Regions from separate parts of the Mus musculus genome. Here all the other regions are linked to region 2. A link is a loop called in an ENCODE intact Hi-C map of the cell type or tissue named here. Cell type or tissue: gastrocnemius. All regions are shown on one strand. Each heading gives the region's core, and the rest is flanking DNA. Links, peaks and the distances in the headings are about the cores only.

The links. A loop is a pair of places that touch in the nucleus more often than their neighbours do. Peaks named below come from ENCODE experiments on the same cell type or tissue, not always from the same donor. Only the 100,000 strongest peaks of a DNase experiment are listed, where the experiment ranks them.
Region 1: a loop joins it to region 2, with 4 times the contacts of the local background. A loop is called at or near these places in 4 of 42 quality-filtered maps.
Region 3: a loop joins it to region 2, with 4 times the contacts of the local background. A loop is called at or near these places in 11 of 42 quality-filtered maps.
Region 4: a loop joins it to region 2, with 2.7 times the contacts of the local background. A loop is called at or near these places in 8 of 42 quality-filtered maps.

Annotation. Positions count from the first base shown.
Region 1 is chr7:132,990,854-132,996,460 of GRCm38, forward strand. It overlaps Ctbp2 (C-terminal binding protein 2), which reads right to left. Exons shown (of 9, transcript NM_001170744.1): 4 at 4,306-4,512; 5 at 709-923; 6 at 186-316. Among named protein-coding and RNA genes, the nearest start is that of 4932437C15Rik, 7.7 kb to the right of the region's middle. In gastrocnemius, for the core only: a CTCF peak has its summit at 3,439 (motif pointing right); no DNase peak of the experiment used is centred there; H3K27ac peaks cover 5,000 bases.
Region 2 is chr7:132,808,496-132,814,102 of GRCm38, forward strand. Fam53b (family with sequence similarity 53, member B) reads right to left here and starts at 5,353. Exons shown (of 5, transcript NM_001381858.1): 1 at 5,086-5,353. In gastrocnemius, for the core only: a CTCF peak has its summit at 2,636 (motif pointing left); DNase peaks (open chromatin) are centred at 604, 885, 2,034, 2,628 and 5 more places; H3K4me3 peaks cover 4,400 bases; H3K27ac peaks cover 5,000 bases.
Region 3 is chr7:132,670,968-132,676,574 of GRCm38, forward strand. All of the region lies in intron 6 of Lhpp (phospholysine phosphohistidine inorganic pyrophosphate phosphatase), which reads left to right. Among named protein-coding and RNA genes, the nearest start is that of Lhpp, 63 kb to the left of the region's middle. In gastrocnemius, for the core only: CTCF peaks have their summits at 1,802 and 3,169 (motif pointing left); DNase peaks (open chromatin) are centred at 1,378, 1,611 and 3,211; H3K27ac peaks cover 4,563 bases.
Region 4 is chr7:132,572,643-132,578,249 of GRCm38, forward strand. Oat (ornithine aminotransferase) reads right to left here and starts at 3,756. Exons shown (of 10, transcript NM_016978.2): 1 at 3,653-3,756. In gastrocnemius, for the core only: CTCF peaks have their summits at 3,306 (motif pointing left) and 3,506; DNase peaks (open chromatin) are centred at 3,333 and 3,768; H3K4me3 peaks cover 2,787 bases; H3K27ac peaks cover 4,238 bases.

The DNA of each region.
Region 1 (5,607 bases), core at 449-5,448, 180 kb after region 2:
GGATCTTTTCACTGTACTGCAGAGTCCTTAGGAAAAAAAAAAAACAGTGGCTCTACTAAGCATCATTTGCAGAGTTTCCTGCCCAGGAACTGGTGTTAGAAAGTTCTTCAAATTCCAAGTGACAGATCAGATGTGGAATCAGTGCCCCACCCCTGTACCCAGTAGGAAGCTAGAAGCACACATACCTGAAGGGCTCAGACTCGTGCACATCCAGGGCAGCTCCTCGTATCCTGCCCTCCTTGAGGGCCTGAGCTAAGGCTTTCTCATCCACCAGGCCACCTCGGGCTGCATTCACAAGGAATGCACCTTGCCTCATCTGCAGAAGGAAAGAGAAGCTGGCTATATCTTTATCTCATTAGAGTAGCAGGGAGAATCTCTGGAACAGAAGCTTCCGAGACAAAGCTGGGCAAGCTTGGAGCTCTGCGGCTCTGCTGTTTCCCCACCATAGGCAGCAGCAGTTCAGGGGAAGAGGTTGGAAGTCTTGACCGTAAAAGTAGGCCAGAAGTATTCTCTTTCTTGACAGGGCCATAAGGTACAAAATGTTGGAGCTGTGCTTGTCTGCCCGAAGGGGTGAATGGAAGCCAGCTGGGTCCTAAGCTCTATTACTGATTTGTCCCAGGGACACTTCCCTGTAGTCTGCTGTGCCCGTGGCAGGTGCTATTTGACTCTGCAGTGAAGCTAAGAAGAGCTCATTTGCCTTCACATTACCTGCTTGATAGTGAAGTCATTGATGAGGTGATGGTTGTGCTCGTTCAGGTTGCAGTGCAAGGAGACGCAGTCGCTCTGATATAGCAAGTCCTGCAGGGTGTAGACCCTTTGCACGCCCAGAGATCGTTCTATCCCATCCTGTAAGTAGGGGTCATAAAATATGACGCTGAATCCAAAGGCCTTGGCTCGAACAGCAACTGCCTGCCCTGTGCGACCTGTGCAGAGATAGAATGTCCAAGTGAGAAAGAAAGGCCTGCAGATCTTGTATGCTGTCCCCTTTATCCCATGACTGGCCAGAGATTATCATCTTTGCTGGCAAGTGCTACCGAGTTACCATACCAAAGCAGAATGTGTCTCCTCAGACTGTCAAGACGCCACAGGCTTTTTAAAAAAAAGACTTTAAATTATGCTTTATATTTGTACGTGTAAGTGCAGGTACCCAGAGGCCGGGAGGGCATCTGTGCTGGCTAGTCTTATACCAACTTGACATAAGCTAGAGTTATCTGAAGGGAGGAAATCTCAATTGAGAAACTGCCTCCCCAGAGCTAGCATTACAGAGAGATGTAAAGTGCCCAGTATGGATGCTGGGAACAGCACATACCTTAGTTGACTAGCCAACTCCAGCCCCAGAGGATTCTTTTAAATTATTATTTATCATGGGCACTTTCAAACCAATACCCATTTAGAATGTAATGAATGTCACATGTCCTTTCCTCAGGTCCAGACATCACCAATATGTTTCCCTGTCTTGTTCTTTCATTTTTGTTTATATGGCAGCTTTAAGTGGCACTGTCCTTCCTTCTTGTTCTCAGTATGTGAACATCAATGTTTCTGCCCTAAGCTCTGTTGGATTTGTTTCTCTCAGAGAGGTATGAGGGTCAAAGCACCATTGGCCCTAAAGCTTAATAGATTCTGATGTGCAGTTCTAACCTGTAGTCTAGGATACTCCAAATCATAATGGATGTCACATAGTGGGCCACAAAAACCCTCTGAACTCCACAGGGGCCATTCTAGGCTCAAATCCACAGTTGCTCCTTGACAGCACTACCAGTTTTTTGGGTTGAAAATGATGGTTTGACTGGATTTCAACTAGGCAGACTCTAAGGTACATCTTATCTAAAACCCTATTCAACAGAGGCATAGTACTGCATGCCTTTAACTCTAGCGCTCCGGAAGCAGAGGCAGGTAAATCTCTGTGAGTTCGAGGCCAGCCTGGTCTACAGAGTGAGTTTCAAGACGGTCAGAGCTAGCTACACAGTGAGAGACCCTATCTCAAAAGTCAACAAAAACAAACAAACGCCCCCCCCCCACAACAGTAACAACAAAACTACCCAACAACAAGCCCCACCCTCAAACAACAACAAGACTATTCAAAGACGTGAGCAGGGCAGTGTTGATGGTTTAGTGGGTAAAGTCCCGGCTGCCAGGTCTGACAACCCACACTGCAGAAGGGGAACCAACTCTGCTTGTTCTCTGACCCCCGAGCAAACCCTGGCAGGTGTACACCCACATATACTGGCTTTGAAAATGATAGGAAGATGCGTATTTCCCAACAGCCAGCAGCTGACAGTTAATCTGGTTGGTAGTCCCGCCCGCCCCCCAACAAAGGACTAATAAGGTCACTCTGACAGAGAGGGACAGCTGCAGTGACAACGTCATCTCTCTTGGAAGACACAGCTGACCAGGAGCTGGACTAGCCACACTGCAGTGTGTGGCAATGGAGCAAGCAGGATTGGACAGTGGAAGGTGGCAGAAGTGTGGCAGAGTCAGGGACTCAGTGATATCCCTGAAACATGGGATTGAGGACCCCACCATGTGGTCCATGCCCAAGAGGATAACGATTCCTTCTTGTAACTGTGTGCTACACGGTGGCCTGAGGCCTTTGTAGGTCCAGTACCTCAGGAGGTGGCAGGAGCCCAGATCACCAAGACAGATCTAAACACCCTGTATTGACAGTGCCATTCTCAGTGGAGATGTCTCATCGCCTCCCACACAGGTTTTCACTGCCCTCTAAGCTGACCCAGAGAGCTTCTGTCTAAAGCACTGTCAAAAATCACAGACCCTGTAGATGAAAACCTAAGGGCACAGGCCATATTAAGACAGAACCCTTTTATTTGGCAGTACATAAATAGTTAAATGTGGGCCCTGGATAAAGGTGGCATGATGAGAAGTATTCTAGTTTTTAATAAAGCACATTTTTAAAAAAATGCCATAATGGTACCTAAAGCCCTGTGTGCCAAATTAAAAACAAAATCAAATCCGGATAGGCAAATACCTAGACAATTTTTATAAATATGGTACGAAGCCTGAGAGACCTCTGCTCAGGTCTGTTGCAGGTTCACTTGAGGCTCTCCTGTTGTTATCAGCAGAGCTAAGAGGATGCTCTTGGTCCACACCAGGGGCTCTAATGAGGAGCCAGCTAATAGCCTTCTTCCTATCTGTCCTCTACAGCTCAGGGGGTCAGATCTGTGCAGAGAGCCAGGGAGACTGCAGCAGCCATGAGTGTAGAGGAGCTAAGCAAGGGAGCTTAGGAAAAGCTGAAAGACCCCACCCACCTGAAGGCTCTAGAATACGGAGAGCTTCCCACCAGTTGGCTGGCTGCTCAGAGCTGCCCACAGGTTCTACAGCCTCACCAGAGACCATACATCCCAAGCCACAAGAAGGGCTTCCAAAACTTGATGAGCACTTTAGAGTCACAGGAAGCACACTAGGATACCAGCAGAGGGTGCTGCGGTGTTCACCCATGGTACCTGCATTTCTGAAGGCGTGTGAAACCTCACAGAACCTTACTCAGCACCTGATCACTTGAACTCGGACCCCGACTGCTCCAGAGGCCAGGGAGTCATGCGCTGGAGAAAGATGAGTAGCCCTGCAGCCAACTGTCCCTCTTTTCACGCTGCCTCTCAGAAGCCGAGACCCTCACCTGGCTCTGAGCTAAATAAAGGTGATGCAAACTGGAAATGTTTTCTGAAAGCCAGAATTGAACTATCCCATGTTACACTTGGGTCTCAAAAGAGGTAGCAACCATATATCCCCTGCTGCCACCTCTAGTTACAGAGCCAGAAATGGAGGCAGTGAAGCCAAATAATTCCCTGCTTGTTACACAGTAGGTGAGTGGCAGCAGCCAGCTAGGGGACCTATTTCAGCCCACACTTGCCTGCTTCCCTGGTCCCCCCTACTGCACTTGCTGATATTGCCAGGGCCTCTGCTCAACTATCTCCATGGCAACAACCAGGTCCAGAAAGACCATGCCTTGTCCCATCCTCACAAGAGATTTCCAAGACCGTGGCCTGGCATTACCCTCAGGCTTGAATCTTTAAGTGGCTTCATGTTACTGCTGCAGGGTGCCATCTGCATTCAGTAGCCTTCAGGACCCATGGGCCCAGGTTGCTATACAAACACACAGCTAACCCATTATCCTCTGCCCCAGGGAGGTTTACCAAGCACGCCCCTTTTCCAGTGACAGCAGAGGGTACACTCGTGCTGCATCCCTGATCGGCCACATAGAAACATTCTTGTAGAACAGGCTCGGATCATATCTCTGAGCAAGTTGACCCTTTACCTCCCCACACAGTAGACCTCTCAAGGGGCACATACCAAAGCCAATGAGGCCCAGTGTTTCCCCTCGGATCCGAGCAGCTCCTGAGGCGACCTCACGGATCTGTTCCACACTCTGTACTCGAGTGCCTTCTCGGAGGGCCTGGTAGAGCCATGTGTTCCGCCGATACAGATTGAGAATGTGGCAGACTGTCGAATCTGCTGTCTCCTCCACTGCAGCAGATGGGATGTTGCACACAGCGATCCCTGAAAGGGCAATGGCCAGGCACAGAGGTGAGCGACGACCCTGGATCCCTAAGCACCCTACTTAGAAATGGAGGACCACTCCAGTGTATTCAGCAGACTTGTTTCTGAAGCTCAGCAGATCTCGACACTCCACCCAAAGGTTCTTCAGCCTCAGCTTTACCTGGGCAGGATTCAGAGTGGAGGGCCAGAAGCCCAGACCTTTTCCAGAGCTATATTGGTCAAGGAGACAGTTTGAACCTTATGCACTCTTAATGAAAAGACCACACCACCACTCACTAATCACTGTTTGCAAACATAGCTCAGGCCAAGCATGGCAATACACCAACTCTGAAGGCCAGAGGCAGGAGGATCTTGATTTTAAAGCTATCCACATTCCTAAAGCTTGTGGCTGATAGAAGACAGGAGGCCACTGGGGGAACTAACTGCCTAATGGGCCTGAGGACACCTGAGGTGGATTGCTCATTCCTCAGAAGTAACCCAAGTCCCCAGGAGATGTCTGGACACTCCCTTCTTGGGCAGAGGGCATTTTGAGGAAATGGGTAGCTCTCCTGGCCACTCTTTAGGGCAAGGTCTAGATGTCCTGTGGACAGCCTAGTAAACAGAAGAAAGCAGAGGCCCTGACTGCTCACACGTAACCTTTCTAAGCAGTGGCACAGGCAACGTGGCTATCCTGTTGCTCAGGACAAATGGCTTCCTCTTGACCTACAGATGGTATCTGGGCACCTACTTTCAGGGTGGCCTTGGGTTCTGATAGTGTTAAGACTGAGGGCTAGAACTGAAATCATAAGACAGGAAAGCGATGAACAGTTCCCTAACGCTCTTTAGCAGCAGTGGCATGTCTCATCCTGTTACCATGGCTGCCCTGGCTCCAGGGCTCGATGAGTGACTCCCTCAGAAGAACAGACAGCTCAGAGTGAGGCAAGGCACCCTGAGCAGGTCACCCTGGCTGCCTGGCTGCAGAGGACATCTCTGGACCACAGGCATTTGCTAAGGGACCTTGATAATGGGTACTATTGCTCTTATGAGGTGAGGGGCGGTAAACCTGCGTTAGCAGAGGGGTCTCATGCATGAGCACAGACCTCAGGCATTGTGAGG
Region 2 (5,607 bases), core at 347-5,346:
TTTAACAATCTCTTGAGTGGAAAAAATGGAATCTGAATAAATGGGGAGGCTGGAGCTGCCAAATTTACTTCCTGTTTCCCCCAGAAGGTCACTGGGAATAATTACATTTTCTTGTGAATCTGTCTTTTGAAAGTTCAAGCAAAACATCTCAGTCCCCCAGCTAGGGCCCCGCCTTTGGGCCTGCAGAAGATAGAATTCAAGAGTTCAATTAAAGAAAAAGAAAAAAACAAGGTGGGGGGGTGGGTGGGCACAGGACAGGGAGAGGCGTGGAGAAACGGGCAGTTAAAAATGTTAAGTTTTGCTGTTGTGCTAACAAGACTAAACAAAATTTATGCTTTGAGATGAAACAGAACCTAGTGCCTCTAGCTTGTGACACTCAAGACTGATAGCAGGGTGGAGGGGAAAAGCAGGCTTTTCAGCCAGCCAGACTCAGCAGCTGCTACTGGCTTCTCTGCCTTCCAGCTGTGTGGCCTTGGACCAGGTATCTGGTTTCTCAGAGCCTCAGTTTCCTCTGTGGAAGTGCGGGCTGCCCGTACTCGAGGAGGCCGGGCTCCACACACCCCTCCCCCGTGAGTCTCAGCCTGCATCTACTGGGCTACAGCCTTGGGGGCAGCATTACACTAGCACTGGGCAAGAATCTGCTTCTTTGTATAGTGCAAGAAGGGAAAGGGTGAGAGGAAGAATCAAATGTCGGCCTGCTACCCGGTCCAGGGGTCAGATGGGCTGTTTACCAACACGACCTGCTGTCGCCGGCCTGAGAGTGACACAGTGGGAAAAGTACTCCCCCCCCCCCCCCCCCCTAGAGATTCAAGGATGACTCTGAGGTTTGCTCTCCTTTCTATGAAGTCCTAGCAAGATCTGGCCACACTGTTCCCATCCCCCAAGCAAAAGGCAGCTTCCCCTCCAGCCCCCACAGCAGGAGAGAGAGACCGGTTAAAAGAGTGGGGGTGCCTGTCACACTTCTCTGTAACCCCTGACGTGATGTGAAAGTCTACAAGGTAGACCCTTTGAAATGCAAACTCTTGCCGAGTCCTTCGAAAGTGTTTTTATTTTCTTGGTTCCCGAGGCTGCCCGCAGACCCACCCAGCAGCGCTTTCCCTCTCAATCAATTGGCATTTAACAACGACGGAGGGGGAGGTGGGGGGAGGACGACCAAGGACATCTCTATTTTTTTTTTTCTTTTTCAGAAAAGCTCAAGTGTCTCCATTCACTTAGGGGTAGGGGACAACCTTGTCCTTGGCTCCAGCCTCCCAGCACCCCTCCAAAACATCCTGCAGCCAAATCTCTCCCACTTTATTCAAAAAGCATTGGTTTCTGCTCAGATCCTCAGAGCATTTTCACAGAGGTTCCCTCTGACCTGGGTTCCTTACGATTAAGACAGACACCATCAAAACCATAACTCCAAACGTGCAAAGGCCAAGCCTTCAGGCCAAACCACGCGCACTAGAGGTCTGCGTTAAGCCAACCCAGTTACCCTAAAACAATGTTGTTTGGCAAGGAACCTTACTTCACCATATGAAGAACCTAGGGAACGGGAGCTGCTTTTGAATATAGACTTTTCAGTGGCATGGCCATTAATCATGTTAATGTAAACTGTACTAAAACAAAAATTTTCTAAGCAAGTCTCAGGGCACATCAGCATATCTAAGCCTCTGGGTTTGTTTCCAAAGTTCACAATCCCAGCAAGCAATGAAGCTGCTGTTAATGGGGTCAGCTATTACTAAGCAGTCCCCAACCCTGGAGAATAATAAAGGTGATTCGAGTGTATAGAGAAAAAAAAATCTTCATAAAGTTGGGCAGGAAACAAACAGAAATTAATCAGAGAAGACTAAGTGCACAAGTTTTGGGAAAAGGTATTCACTGAACAAGTGTGAACACACTCCTCCAGGACAATGTTTATGAAGGAGAGCACTCAGCACTTCTGGCAGGACCCAAGTCCCTGGGCCATTCTGTCTCACACAGTGGAGGGCAGGGCAGCAGCTGGACGGAGAGAGAAGAGGAGGAACAGAGCCCAGCAGAGCTAAGCAGCGCTGAGCCCAGCTAGACCCAGCCATGTGCTTCGCGTTGGCAACAAACTGGCTCTTTTGAGAGAGGAGGAGTCTGACAAAAAGGACAGCTGCAGCAGTCCCGACAGAGAGGCAGTAACCTGGAGAGAGAGCCCTGAGATTGGGGCTATCCCCTAAGTCAAAGCAAAAAACAAACCACCTTTGGGGTTCGCAGAACTACTTAATCTATTAACACCCCCTCCCCTCATCTCAAGAGCAATTAAACAGGGTCTGTCCACATCTGGTTCCCATCTAAAACCAAAACTTGTACTATCAGCATATTACATAACAAATTATGCCTGCAGGTTTCTTTTATTACACATCAGAGAGGTGTGCACAGTGGTGGCGGTTGTGCTGACCTGAGTGTTTACTTCAGTGGGTTTTTTTTTTCCCCTCTTATGGGTACAAACAAGTTTTCCAGACTGTGCATGATTTAACCCTAGAAAGTCTCATGCCTGAATGACACTTCAGCTGGGACAGAGGACCCAGCCCTCAACCCTCAGTGCCAGCTGAAGAGGAGTGGCTGGGAAGGGTGTGCATTTTAAAGAGCTCTGCAGGCACCAGATTGCTCCACAGTGCCCCCTGCTGACAGCATTTAGACACAGCTCTCTCCTGGAGGAGGAGGAGAGCTAGCTTTGGCTGAGCTCCCATCATGGGTCAAGCACCAGCTCAAGGAACTCACTTAAAACAAACCAGCTACTATGGAACTACAGGATGGGGATGCTAGGGGGTACCAACTAACAAGGAGCAAAAGAAAGGTGAGGAGGGAGGGACAGAGGAAGAGAGGGTGGGAGAGAGGGGACGGTTAGGAGAGAGAGAAGGAAAGGGGGTGGGGGAGCAGGTGAGCACCCAGGAAGGGCTTCCTGTAAAATGTCAGTTGAGTGACTCCTCTATGAAGACCTTGAAGTATCTATCTAAAACTCTTTCCATAACATACCTACTACACTGGAAACAAAGGGAGAGAAGCTGATTAGAATCATTATCAACCAAAACAGTGAACTTATCCTGCCTTCAACAACCTTAGAGTCCAAGGTCTGCAGCCAGCCTTTCCAGAATGCTTGCTTTGATGTTAAAATGAACGCACATCACACTCTTGTGGTGTGTGCGGGGGGGGGGGGGGGGGGGGAGGGGTAGGGGGTGGGTAGGCGCAAGTCCTTGACCAGAGCTATTCTGAACTGGTCTCAAGAGCATCTTGTTCCCGATGTGGACACTTGGAAGAAAACCGCAGGCATTCCCCAAGCCTCTTAGATTTCTTGACTACCACAGGGTCCAGAAACTGGATCCGCACACCCCCTGAGTCTACAACTACAGTTACTAACCTTAATACTCAACCCTTCTTTCACTAAAGGGGGCCTATCACCTGGAACAAGTTTTCTGCTAATCTAGCGCACAGCAAAGGGGGAAGGGGAATCTACAGACCTTCAACTCACTGTCAGAACTGTAACTGAGATAAGTCCCTGCTAAGTGGAAAAATTAAAATGAAACCAAAACTTGGTGGCCCAGTCAAGATCGTGAGTTGCACGGGTGCGCAGACTCCATTCTTTCCCCAGAGCCTCAAATCAAGTCATATCGTTCAAAACGGGAGTCCAGGATTCAGCAAGGAGGGCTTCCCCCCTTCCAGGCGTGGGGACTGCTGGGAACACATATGCTAGCATGTCATTTGGAGGTCTGCTAATATGCTGAAGGAGCCCAAGACATTTTGCCTGGCTTCCTGGGCCAACAAACAATGTCATTCCAACTCTTGAAGCAGTCAACAGAAAACAGTCCCTTTCTCCACCGTCCAATAATTCAACAAACATTTGTTCCTGTTGAACCACCACCAGCCTAGCTCCATCTGTACCAACTCCTGCGAGACAAGTACCGAGGCGGCAGAGGCGGCAGCGGCAGCACAAATGGGGCCAGGACCTGAATGCAACCCACGACGGGGGCCACTTTCCCAACACCAGAGTCCCAATTTTACCGTATGGAAAACTCAAGAGTGTGGCCTATAGGAGGCAGAATCCCATTCACCAAATGCTGCAAAGAGCTTTTCTTTGTTCGCCATGGTACTAAGTACAGTACGTGTTAACGAACCCGGCGGTCAGGAGCATCAGGGGGCGTCCAAAGGCGAGGGTCCAGAACAAGCCTGCCCACGCAATTCCAGGCCCTTGTCCCACTCACCCGCAAGCACTGTTCCCCTAGTCTGAGGGTAGAAGAGGAGCTTGTGTATGTGGGGGCGGGAGGGGGGGTCGAGAAAACACTTGGGTCAACTCAAATCACCCTCTTCGGATTCTGGGTTTCCAAGTCTCTTTGGTCCCGGTTCCACCAAGTGAAACCCCTAGCTGGCAACCTGACTCCCACCGGCTAGCAAACCAAGGATTGGCAGAAAGAAAAAAAAAAAAATGTGACTAGGCTAGTATCCTGTGACGGACGGCCCTCTTCGCCATGTGCAAAAACCACGCCGGCACAGGCGACCCCCCACTCCTCAAGCCCTGGCCTCGGCCACGCCGCCTGCTTCCCCCTCCCTAGGCAGAGCGCCCTCTCACCCCCATCGACACCGCGCGGGTCAGTCGTGTAGCCTTGGAGTCGTCCCTGCGCGCCCGCATCCCAGGGGTGGCGGGTGTAAACTTCCGTGAACAAAAGAGTTGTCTGCAAACGATGCGGAACTTCGGGGCTCAGCGCCTTCGCTGCTGCCACAAGCCAGGGCTCAAGTTGAGCCTCAAAGGAGGAGGCTGCTCGGGACGCAGCCGTCTCCGCGGCCGTCCGCTGGGTCGGCGGAGCGCAGACTTTTCGGCAGCGCTAGGTTTGCTCGTCCCCCGCCAGCGCGCTGACAAGTCTCACGCCTGCACCAGGGCGAGCAAGAGTCGGCGCCGGTAGAAACCACCGGATCCGCCGTATAACAAGGAGACAGGGAGAAAGAAAGCCAGCAGCATTAAGGAAGGAAAGAGCGAGCGCAGCGCACGCGAGCCCAACTTCCCCCGCCGCCGCCGCCGCCGGGGAGCTCGCACCGACCCCACTCCGGACCAGCCCCCTGGCGCGGTTGCCCGGCCGGGTCGCTTACTGTGCGCGCCGGACGCGGGCCGTCACTGCAAGCGCTCGCCAAGTCGTCCGGGCTGCACGCCCGCGTCCGCCGTGCGCACGCTCTCCGGCCGGCGCCGAGCGCTTTGTACCGAGCGACTCCCGGGGAGGAGGAAATCGACTTGTCACTTCCTGAACTGTTTGCAACTCGTCCCTTTAACCGACCTCGGCCAGGCCGCCAATGCCCACTGCTGCCGCCGGGCAGCTCGACCGCGGCTGCGTGAACTCGGTGGCGCTGTGCGGGCGGCGTCGCGGCCGGGGCGCCCGGCGTGCCGCTACGAGGTGCAGTGCGCGCAGCCGCCGGTGGGCGGGGAGAGGGGGGGGGGTCCACGGCGCGCCTCCGTCAGTGTGGCCGGGTGTCCAGTGAACCCGCACCACGCACCTCTCACGCCTGGATGCCGGGGCTCAGGGAAGTAGCACCGCACAAGTCAGGATTGAAACTCAGGCCTCGTGGGCTTCAGATGGCCAGCTTCCGGGTTTGGCTTAGCAGTTTAAAAGAATCTGT
Region 3 (5,607 bases), core at 193-5,192, 140 kb before region 2:
TGTGTGCTCGCTGACTCCAGCTGCACCGTGTCCTCTAGTCCCTTCACTGTGGGTTCCAGGCTTCAATCCAGGGACCTGGCTAGCTTCCCTAGGGCCCACACCCTTCCAGCCAGGCCATAACCCAAGCGGTATTGATAGAATGGCCACCCACCAAGTCAGCAGTGAGGCCAGTAGGGAGGAGGCCTAAGAGAAGGGTACTAGGCTGGAACTATTTCATGCAGCCTATGATTGGATCCTGGAGGACGCTCTCAGCAGCTCTGCAGTGGCCCATGAACCTGAAAGGCTGCTTCTTAGAGCACTAGCAATCGTTGTCCCCTGCACTGTCCTCAAGGGCACCTGTTTAGGATATGCAGTGCCAGCTCTGGATTTCACAGTGGGTACCATGTGTCAGTCTCATCCATGACAACCTAGCACATAAATATGAGAAGCTTCCAGACCCTTAGGCCAACATGAAGCCCGTCTTTGCATGCCTGCATCCAGTCATGATGAACCTTAGAGTACACGTTACTGAGACCCTTTGTGCCGAGCACCAGGTCAACCTAGTTAAGGCTGATAACAAGAAACTAAAGAGATGGACCTCTGTGAATCGGAGCCAAAGGGGACATCTTGTAAAGCAGTTGGTTGCAGTTGTGTCGTGGTAAAGCACTGTGGCAGCGACTCTCAGTCTAAGATGTCATCAAAGAGAATGTCAAATGCAAGAAAGGAACAAATAAAAAACATGACTCAAAAAAAAAAAAAATCAACTACATAGAGGCTGGAGAGATGGCTCAGTGGTTAAGAGCACTGACTGCTCTTTGGTCCTGAATTCAATTCCCAGCAACTACATGGTGACTCACAACCATCTCTAATGGGATCAGATGGCCTCTTCTGGCCTGTCTGAAGACAGCGGCTGTGTCCTCATACACATAAAATAAATAAAAATAAATCTCAGAAAAGAAAACCAGCTACATAAACAAAGACGCCCTGTGAAGAATCCTGGTGATCATGGAGGTGCTTCCACCCCAGTGAGGTCAGCACGCTGGCTTTGACAGCGAGATGCTGCTGTTAGGGCGAATTGAGTAACTTAGATTTCTTACAACTCTGGGTGAATCTACACATACCTTGGGAAGTTTACTGACAGTGTATCAAGAAAGAAAATAACCCTTGCATGTAGCATACTAAGGAGATGGCTTCAGTGACCCAACGTAGATGCTAACAATGGGCCTTGAACACATGTTACATGGGGAGGGAGTTTCAGAGTTGCAGAGGTAGGGGCTTGGAGTCAGCCAGCTGTCTGTCTGTCTGTCTGTCTGTCTGTCTGTACATGGGTGTCAGCATCCTTCATGCAGGCATTTGTGGAGTATCTGCTAGGGGTGAATGCTGGACACACGCCCTGCTTCCCCAGTGGGAGGTGGCAGGGTATGGAGTGATTCTGGGCTGGGAGGTATGCCCAGCTGTGGAATCGGAGAGAGTTTTCTTCCTGTTTCTAAATTCCAAAGTTTGGTAGAGTTACATTATTGTTTATTAAGGAAAAGGTTGGATATTGAAAAAGGAAGCCACCTGGTCGATCTCATGTGGCCTGGGAAGCCATTTGGCAGCTGCTCTGGGCTGGAAGGCCTGACCTGCCAAGCTGTGAGAGAACTCGTGACTGGTGCAACTGTTGTGCTGCTGGGCTCTGCCCTGACTTCCCCTGACACGCCCTGTTCCAGCCTGCACTCCCATCAGGCACCAGACCAGAGAGCACTTGAGTGAAGCCACAGCTGTCATAGAAGACAGTGCTGGTTCCACAGCAGTGCCGTCACCCTGTGGTGTGGCTTGTGCCCTGCACCACACGTCTCTAGTGCCCTGTACTGTGCTCCATAAGCATCAGTGAGACCCATCTGAGGCTATGAAGAGACTTCCTCCCTGCCACCCTCGCTCTCCTTCTCTTGGCTTGTAGCATGCCAAGAAACCGTGTGGGTGGGGAGTTTCAGGTTTACAGTACCTTTTGGCTACACTGGAGGGTTTTGCCTGTCTGCCCACTTGTTCTACATCTGCCTACAGAAGTGAGAGCCATCTTCCCTTGCCATCCTTCAGTGGGAGTCTATAAAAGAGTGAAGACCCTTGGGCCAGTGAGATGGCTCATTTACTAGAGGGGCTTGCTGCCAAGCCTGCCAACCTGAATTATAAATTCCTGGGATCTTCATGGTAGAAAGAGAGAAGCATTTTTGTTTTTAAAATCTGTCCTCTGACCTCCACACACACCCTTGGCATGGGTTCTATGACATATGTATCATCCAATAAATTAAAAAAAAGTTTCAGGTATTTTTTAAATTAAAATATAATTACATCATTTTCTTCCTCCCCTTTCCTTCTTCCACCCCTGCTCTTCTCACCTCCCAATCTCTCAAATTCATGACCCCCCTTTTTTTAAAGAGAGAAAGAAAGAAAGAAAGGAAGGAAGGAAGAAAGAAAGAAAGAAAGAAAGAAAGAAAGAAAGAAAGAAAATGTTTGTAAAAAGAATATAGGCATCTATGCACAAGCTGTAATCTCCCAAATACAACCACCAGTGTGTCTCTGCTGCAAGATTTATTTATTTATTTATTTATTTATTTATTTATTTATTTATTTACTTACTTACCTACTTACTTATTTGGGTTTCTCTGTGTATCCCTGGCTGTCCTGGAACTCACTCTGTAGACCAGGCTGGCCTTGAACTCAGAAATCTGCCTGCCTCTGCCTCCCAAGTGCTGGGATTAAAGGCGTTGCAGGCTCTGCTGCAGGTTTTATTTAGGGTTATGGTTTAGTTCCCAGCACTATTTTAAAGTCTGTATCTAGATATCCAGGCTATCACTCAGATCTTGTGTCCTTTGGGGTCTGGTTGCCAGGTTTGATGATGGGCACCTCTAATCCCAGTGCTGAAGAGGCAGTGGGCTACATGGCAACCCCAACAGTAACAAGGAAGCAAGAAGGGAGGGGTGGGGCGAGAACTTGCTGGCACATCCAGGTAGAAGCATCCCATTCATTGTCTCAGGACAGTGACCTTGCTGAAGGTCAGGCGGCAGCTAAGGAGGATGGCTGACAGAGCCAGGACCAAGGCTGCTGACTTCCAGCTGCAGCCGACATGATCTGGTTACAAGAGTGAAGGAGAGAAACCTTTCTGCCTTCAGGAGCCAAGAAAACCAAGGCAACAAAGGCGAGGGCGACCTCTGCTGTCCTCGGAGGGCCTCGGTTACCAGGCTCGGAGGCCCATCCTGTCCCTGGGTGGCCTGGAACTCCAGCCTTGGCAGCTGTGCAGTGTTTGTTATGGGCAGTTACCATGCCACCCTCTGGTATCTCAGCGAGAGAGGCCCAGGGACAGGTGTGGCTGAGCACAGAGATTCCCAGTCTGCCCTAGCCCCCAGACGCACCTTCTCCTCTTACCCCAAGGGGACAGAGCCTCGAGATGACTATGGTATTGAATAGTCTCTAGTTCTTGGCACCTTCTCTCTGCCAGCAGTCTGCTTAGAATGGCTGGGTCCCAGAAGGAACTTATACTCAGTAGGGGTTATCCTTGCCTCCCAGAGACACAAGCCACTTTCCTGTCCGCCAGAGGCCATTAAGCTAGAGAGCAGGAAGGTCATTCCTGCTTCTGTTTGTCCTTGGTGATCTAAGCAGCGTGTGGATGACGGTTGTAGGCCTGAGGGTATTGGGAGCGGCTTGGTAGTACTGTTCATTTTCCTGTGTCCTCGGAGTCATGGTTCATTCACAGCTTGGAACATCCACCATGGAAACGTTTATACCGTGAAAACCAGCTAGTGTGTCAGAGCAGGGGCCCCATCTACAGGAACAATTCACGCCTGCCTAGTCAGGTCTTCTGTGCAGGGTTGATAGGACAACGCCTGCAGAACTCAGGTGTTTGAGGTGGGCAGTTAGCTCTTCTCTCGTATGAAGGAGGCAGAGTCTGGTGAGCAGCTATCAAGAGGTCTGCTTAGAGTTCACTGTAACCATACTGACTCTTTCCACTGTATTTCCCCATACGGGTCGAGAGCAGGGTCCTGCTCCATTTCTTTACTGTAGGCACAGGCCTAGAAAAATGTACCCCAGTAGGCATCCAGAGCCTGCATCCATCCAGCTCTCCTTCAGATGGTGCCAGCCAGATGCTGGAACCCCCAGCCCCAGGCAGAGCTCTCTGTCGTCCTTGTGTCCCAGGCCCCTGCCAAGAGCAGTGTGGGTGAGGATGAGGGCATTTCTCTGGGACTCTGGAAACACAGAGCTGGGGTTTGTGCCTTGGTGCCCCCGGAAGGTGTGGTCCCTTGTAGCTCCGCTTCTGTCCACCCCTGCCTCTTGCCCCATCCTCTGATGTTGTGATTGTATTTGAATTGATTGTCCCTAAAGAGGACTTCAAGATCCCAGGGGACTTAGTCCTTCCTTGACTGCTCTGTAGCCACAGGCCCGGGTTTACCCAAGGTAAGGATTGCTAAGTAAGAGAGACAGTGCAACCCAGGTGATGCCTGCAGCTCTCAGACTAGCCAAAGGACTCTGGCCATCCAATCCCAGCTAGCCTTCAGCTCTCCTCTCCTGGCTTGAGGCTCCTCCATTTATACATGGGCATATACATGGGAAGGGAACAGAAAATACAAACCTAATTCTTGGCCTGACACCCAGCCTAGAACAATGCTTGTAAATGCCTAGTGTCATGGCCTCCGGGGTCACTGGTGTCTCCAGCTGATCGTAATCCACCGCTCCAGTTTGACAGTGGACAGAACTATTGACAAAGGACACTTGACCTCTTACATTGCTGACTGTCACTTAGGACCTCTGCTAAGCTGAAGTGTTATTCACAACATACATGATCACGTGTCTACACATGCATCCATATAATACACAAGCAGACATTTAGGCATGCACTTCTGTAAGTGCACAGATGTAGTGCTCACATGCCCACACCCATGTACAAGCAGCTATTGGATGTTATTAGCTTTGATGCACATGTTAAGTAGATGCATTTCTTCTTTAAATTATCTTCACTAAAAAGCAAGTGTCATAAGGATACCGTCTGCCTTCTGCCTTCCTTCCAGACAGGATGCTACTGGGTGGCCCTGACTGAATTGCAACTCTGTCCTCAGTCTCCCTAGTGCTATCTGTAGATGTAAGCCACCTCGCCTGGCTCTAGTTGGTATATCTTGACAGAGCAAGACACATCCCTGTAACCAGCCCCCTATGAAGAAACAGGATGTGTCCAGCTTACACAAGACCCCTGCCTCTCTCTGGGGTAACTACTTTCCTATACTTTTTCCACAGGGAGCACTGCATTATGGGTAATTTGGGGTCTGGAGTTTTTGTTGTTGTTTGTTTTGTTGTTTTTGTATTTTGTTTATTTGTTTATTTATTTTTGGTTTTTCAAGACAGGGTTTCTCTGTATAGCCCTGGCTGTCCTGGAACTCACTTTGTAGACCAGGCTGGCCTCAAACTCAGAAATCTGCCTGCCTCTGCCTCCCAAGTGCTGGGATTAAAGGCGTGCGCCATCACGCCTGGCTTGTTGTTTTGTTGTTATTCAGCAGAGTATCTCTGTTTTAGCTCTGGTTGTCCTGGAACTCACTCTGTAGAACAAGCTGGCCTTGAACTCACAGAGCTCTACTAGCCTCAGCCTCCTGAGTGCTGGGATTC
Region 4 (5,607 bases), core at 367-5,366, 240 kb before region 2:
AAGTCTACAGCTATGATTTTTTTCAATAGGCAAAAAGACAAAAAAAAAAAAAAACAAACAAACAAACAAAAACAAAAAACTGGTTATTGAAAAAAATCCTAAAAATGCTTTTAATGGTGTATTTTTACAGGCTGCAATAGGACAGCAAGTGACTGTAGCCATGGGTTACGGGGTGGGGAAGGAGGGGGCAGTGGCTAAGACAGGAGGGTTTCCAGTCCAAGGCTACATTCAGCTGACTCAAAACAAAATAAAGAGTGCAATGGGAAAGAATCTAAAAGGTTATCTGAACTCGACTTATCTCAACTTACACTGAGTTACCTCCTCAGCTAGAATCTCTTTATCTGCTGGGTCCTCTCAATTTCATGTAGAATGTTCAGTAGCGTAACAAGAAACATTCAAAATATGAGTAATACTCTGGATATTCAACTTAACTGGAAAAGGCTACAAGTTGCACAGACCATGACAGAGCAGAATCTAGTACACACTTTTCTATTAAAGAGCCTCTGTGTTCAAGTTACTGAGCTTGGTACTGTATGAGAAATATTAGAACAAAATTAAAGAAGGCTTTAAAACAGCCACCAACAATCTTCTCCTTCACAGGGGCTCTGGAAATGGTAGAAGTGTGATAGAAAATCCACAGCACTGCACAATTCAGATTTAAATTCAGTGTGCAGCTCTGCGTGAATGTGTCACTCTTTCTGAACTTCGATGGGGTCTTGAGGAGCCCATGTGAAAGCCTCTGGTTTAGCACAAAGGAGCTATTCATTACACTCTCTTCTGCTCTAAGGTCATAGGAACACTAGCCAAGTTCCACAGCTTTCAAACAACACGGCCAGGGTCTTCAAACTGGATCGTTTTTCATTAAAAAATAAAAATGAGATCCTCGGGGACTAAGGATCAGTTGGTAAGTTCTTGCCTAATAGATTCGAAGCCTTGGAGTCCATCTCCAGTACCAAATAAACTAGAGAAGCAGAGGCAGGAGGATCAGGAGCCTAAGGCTATTCTCAGATACCCAAGAAGTTAGAGGTGGTCAAGCAAGCCTTTAATCCCAACACTCTAGAGAGGCAGAGGCAGATGGACCTCTAGGAGTTTGAGGCCAACCTGGTCTACATAGTCCCAGCTCAGCCAGGGCTATAAAGAGAGACCTTGCCTTAATATTAAAATAAAATAAAATAAATAGCAGTCAGACAAGAAAATTACCTACTTAAGAGATTACCATTAACTACCAATTTTCTTCTGTGCATAAATACTATATAGATAATTTTTTCCACCTTCTCCCTTTGAATTTACAACGAAAGTCCCTCCTAAACACTTTAGGACATTAAGAACATTGCAGACTTTTATCACAGATCCTAACACTTCAGGCACTTGTTTTCAAGCAGTCCCCACTGTGAACTTAAGCTTGTAAAAAAGGAAAAGTCAACCCTGTCTCAAAAATCCCCTCCCCTGGGTACCTGGGTACCCACCTGCTGCTGGTATTCTCTTGTCTGGCAGGTGAAGAAGAGCCTTCCTGAACACACAACTCCTGAGGGAGGCAAGGTAGCAACCAGACAAGCCAGGTAACCAGGTCACCCATCCTGCATCAAAATAACTCAGCTCTGAGAGGCTACTTCTCTGTCCTCCTATGGAAACTCATCTTTTCATCAAGGGTTCAGAGTTGATGCCAGTTTGGTCTACAAAGTGAGTCTGGGACAGCCAGAGCTACCCAGAGGAACCCTGTCTCGAGAAACCAAAGATGATTGATAGATAGATATATAGATTATTCCTATTTATTATCTATCTGCTATTTATATTTAGCAGATATAAGAGCCCAAACATAAGAACTAACGACAGGCCGAGCATGTTGAACACCTATGTTTAATTTCAGGCCACCATTATTCCCTTCCCCATTAGCTCACAGGAATATCTCCACAGTACAGTCTCCATTAAGGGCTGCATTTGGAAGAATTTGTTTAGTCTGCCTTATTAAATAACCTTTCCTTAAATTGCTCTAAAAGAAACAGCAGGGTAAAGTCATCCAAAAGCCATTGAAAATCTTCAGCTTGAGAAGTAAATTTGGTTTGGCGCTTGTTAAATATTTACTTTTCTGAGGTAACCATTCACAAATGCAGCCCTTAATTTTTTTTTCTTTTTTTTGGAAGGTCTGTCAACATAAGCTTTGTTTTATGTAACCAATATTCTGGCTAAAATTCACCTCAAGTGCGTCACTGGCAAACAACTAAAGTAACACTACTGGGAAAGGATTGAACCAACTACACCGCACCCTCCACACACCTCCACATCACTACCCATTCATTACTATTTTTAAAAGTATACAGTTTGGGGGCTGGGGAGAAGGCTCGGTGGTTAAGAGCACCGACTGCTCTTCTGAAGGTCCTGAGTTCAAATCCCAGCAACCACATGGGGGCTCACAACCATCCATAATGAAATCTGATGCCCTCTTCTGGAGTGTCTGAAGACAGCTACAGTGTACTTACGTATAATAAATAAATAAATCTAAAAAAAAAAAAAAGTATACAGGTATACAGTTTGGCTCATCCTCAAGAACTCTGCAAAGAGCATAAAATACATATCCATATAACCATAGTAAAAGTAGACCGGAAGGTAAATAGATGAGACAGGAAAAAATACCTTTTAAAATATGTACTAATTAAAGTTTTAGGGGCTGGAAAGATGGCTCAGCAGTTAAGATCACCTACTATGCTTGCAGAAGACCAGAGTTTGGTTCCTAACACCCACATTACATGGCACAACTATCAAGAACTGCTCCAGGGGTATCGAATCCCTCTGGCCTCGGATGGCGCATTCATTCCTGATCACACACATACAATTTAAAGTACAGTTACAAGTTACATAAAATTAATTTACCTACAGACACTAACAAGTTTGATCAAGAAAATTTAGGGTGGAGAAATCAGAGGTTATTCAAGTAGCAAAGCCACTTCATTCCAAAACCACTCCTCCCTTAATATATCTTGACACATCTACAAGGTAAATGTACTCCCGGGCATTGCTGTAGGCCTGAGGCAAGATTTGCTGGCAGCAAGAGCTCCCCACAATTAGACTGGAATTTACTGAGGTTCAACATAGCTTGTCAAAGGCCTAAGGAGGGGGCTCTTCGTGCAGAGAGCCCTGTGGGCCAATCCTTAGCCACCATCTCATCACAGAGTGCACGTCACTTCCTCAATCCTCTTATTTGGTTTAGGACTGAAGAGAAGTGGGGATTGGGGAGGGATGGGTATGATCTGCCACGAGACGTAAAAGCTGCCCAAGGAGCTCGGACTTGGTCCGCATCAGCGCCCCCTCCCGGTGACGCGACCACAAGTTCGCAGTTCTGTCCCCAGGGATCGGGTCCTTCCCTCCTCTTCCCACCCCCACCCCCCACCCACCCCCCGCCAAGCTGCTCGTGGTGCCCCGCGCCCTCAACGCCGCCTTTTCAAAGTCGAGACCTCCAAGGCCCCAGTCCCCTTAGCCGAGTCCCCCGGGGACAGTGAGCCCAAGCCGTGCCCCGCCCGTCCTCACGCCGAGCCCGCCCCACCCCGGGCCTGCGTGGCGCCCTAGACCCGGAGATTCCAGTGTTGCCCCGGCGGAGACTCCAGAACACCGAGTGGGCCCTAGTCGCTCTGGCCCAGCCCCGGCGCGTACGTCGTACCTGACAGCGTCCGCTAAGCGACACTGACTGTACTTCAGCCACGAAGCGCGATGTGGCTGCCCGGCGCGTCAGGTCGTTTAAGACGACGTGTCTGTCCCGCCCCCGCCCGTTCTCTCAGTTCATTGGTTAAGGCGGAGGGCCGCACACCAATCACAAGAGGCTCACTCTCGCCCCACCCACCCGGCCTTGAGCCTCCGGGCGCCAAGTTCTGCTGCCTTCCCCAAGTGCGCAGTCTGCTTTTGTGCCTGTGGCGCTTGAGCTCTGCACTGAACTTGGAGCAGTTCGCTTTCTTTTACCCGAAGGGGAACGGAGGCCCGAAGGAATGGTGGCCTCTCACTGCGTTTCTCTAGCCCAGGGACCTTCCAAAACCTTTCCTGAAAGAGCCTGTTGGGAGCAACATCATATCTTAAATGCTGAAACCACATGACCTTGAACCCTCACGTACCAAAATGACAAAACAGATTACTGATGCTTCTAGTATCATCTCTGCAGCTGTAAAACGCCGCCCGGATGTTATTAACTGTTGTTATAAGTGGTTGGAAATGACAGCTACGCAGTATAGACTTGCCTGCACTCCCTCCACTACCATGGTTAAAACTCAAACCGGAAAAGGATATTGCAGGATAAACACAATCAGAAGGTGCTTAGGTATCATTTTTGTCTATAACGCTCGTTATAAATCAGAAAATATGAAGAGAATAGAAGAGTTATCCAATCCTGTACCAAAAGCTGTAGACCACAGAGGGCCAGTGATTCACTACCTTACACTTCAGGGTCAGGCAGAAAGATTTCACACTCCAGTTTGGAAAGAATGTGTGTGAATAAGAAAGCACAAGGATGGAGGGACTGGCACACCAGGGAGAGCCACTGTCAGTCCACGTATCCAGGGCTAGATGTGGGGTTTCTAGAACCCCAAAGAGAGAGGAGTTTGAGGAAAGACTACTTGGAGGGAGCCAGGAGCCTAAGGAGTCTGTTAAGACTGGTGGTAGTAGTGGTGGTGGTGCACACCTTTAATCCCAGGACTCAGGAGGCAGAGGCAGGTGGATCTCTATGAGTTCTAGGCCAGCCTGGTCTACAGAGAGAGTTCCAGGGCAGCCAGAGGTACAGAGAGAAACCCTGACTTGAGAAAACAAGAGAAAAGACAATCCCCACAAACTAGCCTCCCTAGACACAGAGCAAGATCAGAAAGAGGAGGAAAAGAAAGTGGGATGGGAAAGAGCAGAGGAAATGGTTCAGTAGGTAAAGTGATTGTTGGGCAAGCATAAAGAGACCAGAGTTCAGGTCCCCAGAGCCTACATAAACGCTGAGTGGGCATCGAGACCCATCTGAAATCCCAGCGTTCAGGGAGGTAGAGACAGGACAATTCCTAGAGCTCTGGGTTCAAGTGAGAAACCCAGGCTCAATTAAATATATTTAAATACGTAGGAATCAATCATGGAAGACACCAGACCTTGTGTACCCACACTCATGCAAACACTGGTACACAAACACACCAGACACATGTAAAGACAAACAAAAGAAGACCCAGGTAGAGAGACAAATAGAAGACATTCAACAGCCATAGCAGGGAATGTCTTAGTTGACCTGGTCAGTAGGGGCAAGAAAGTAGTGTGGGCTCAGAGATAGAGCAGTGAATCCAATATCCTCAGGAGCACTGAGCAAGCCTACTGGGCTCATCCTATCCTTGGCTAAGGTCATTTGCCCAGATCATTACTTCATTACTATAATGACCATTAATTACCCTCTAAGGCTCATTATTATGAGTGGATAACTTTATCTTTTTCATTTTTATTCCTTTCATACCACCTACTTCAGTATGATCAACCTCTTGGGGGTTTGACCCTTCCTCCCCTGGGGTCAGAAAGGAACTGCTTCTTTGTGATTCTGCTCTGTAAGCCAGGACAAATGGGTAAAGCCAGGGCCATCTTGTTATGCCTTGGCAAGCAGGAGCAGCT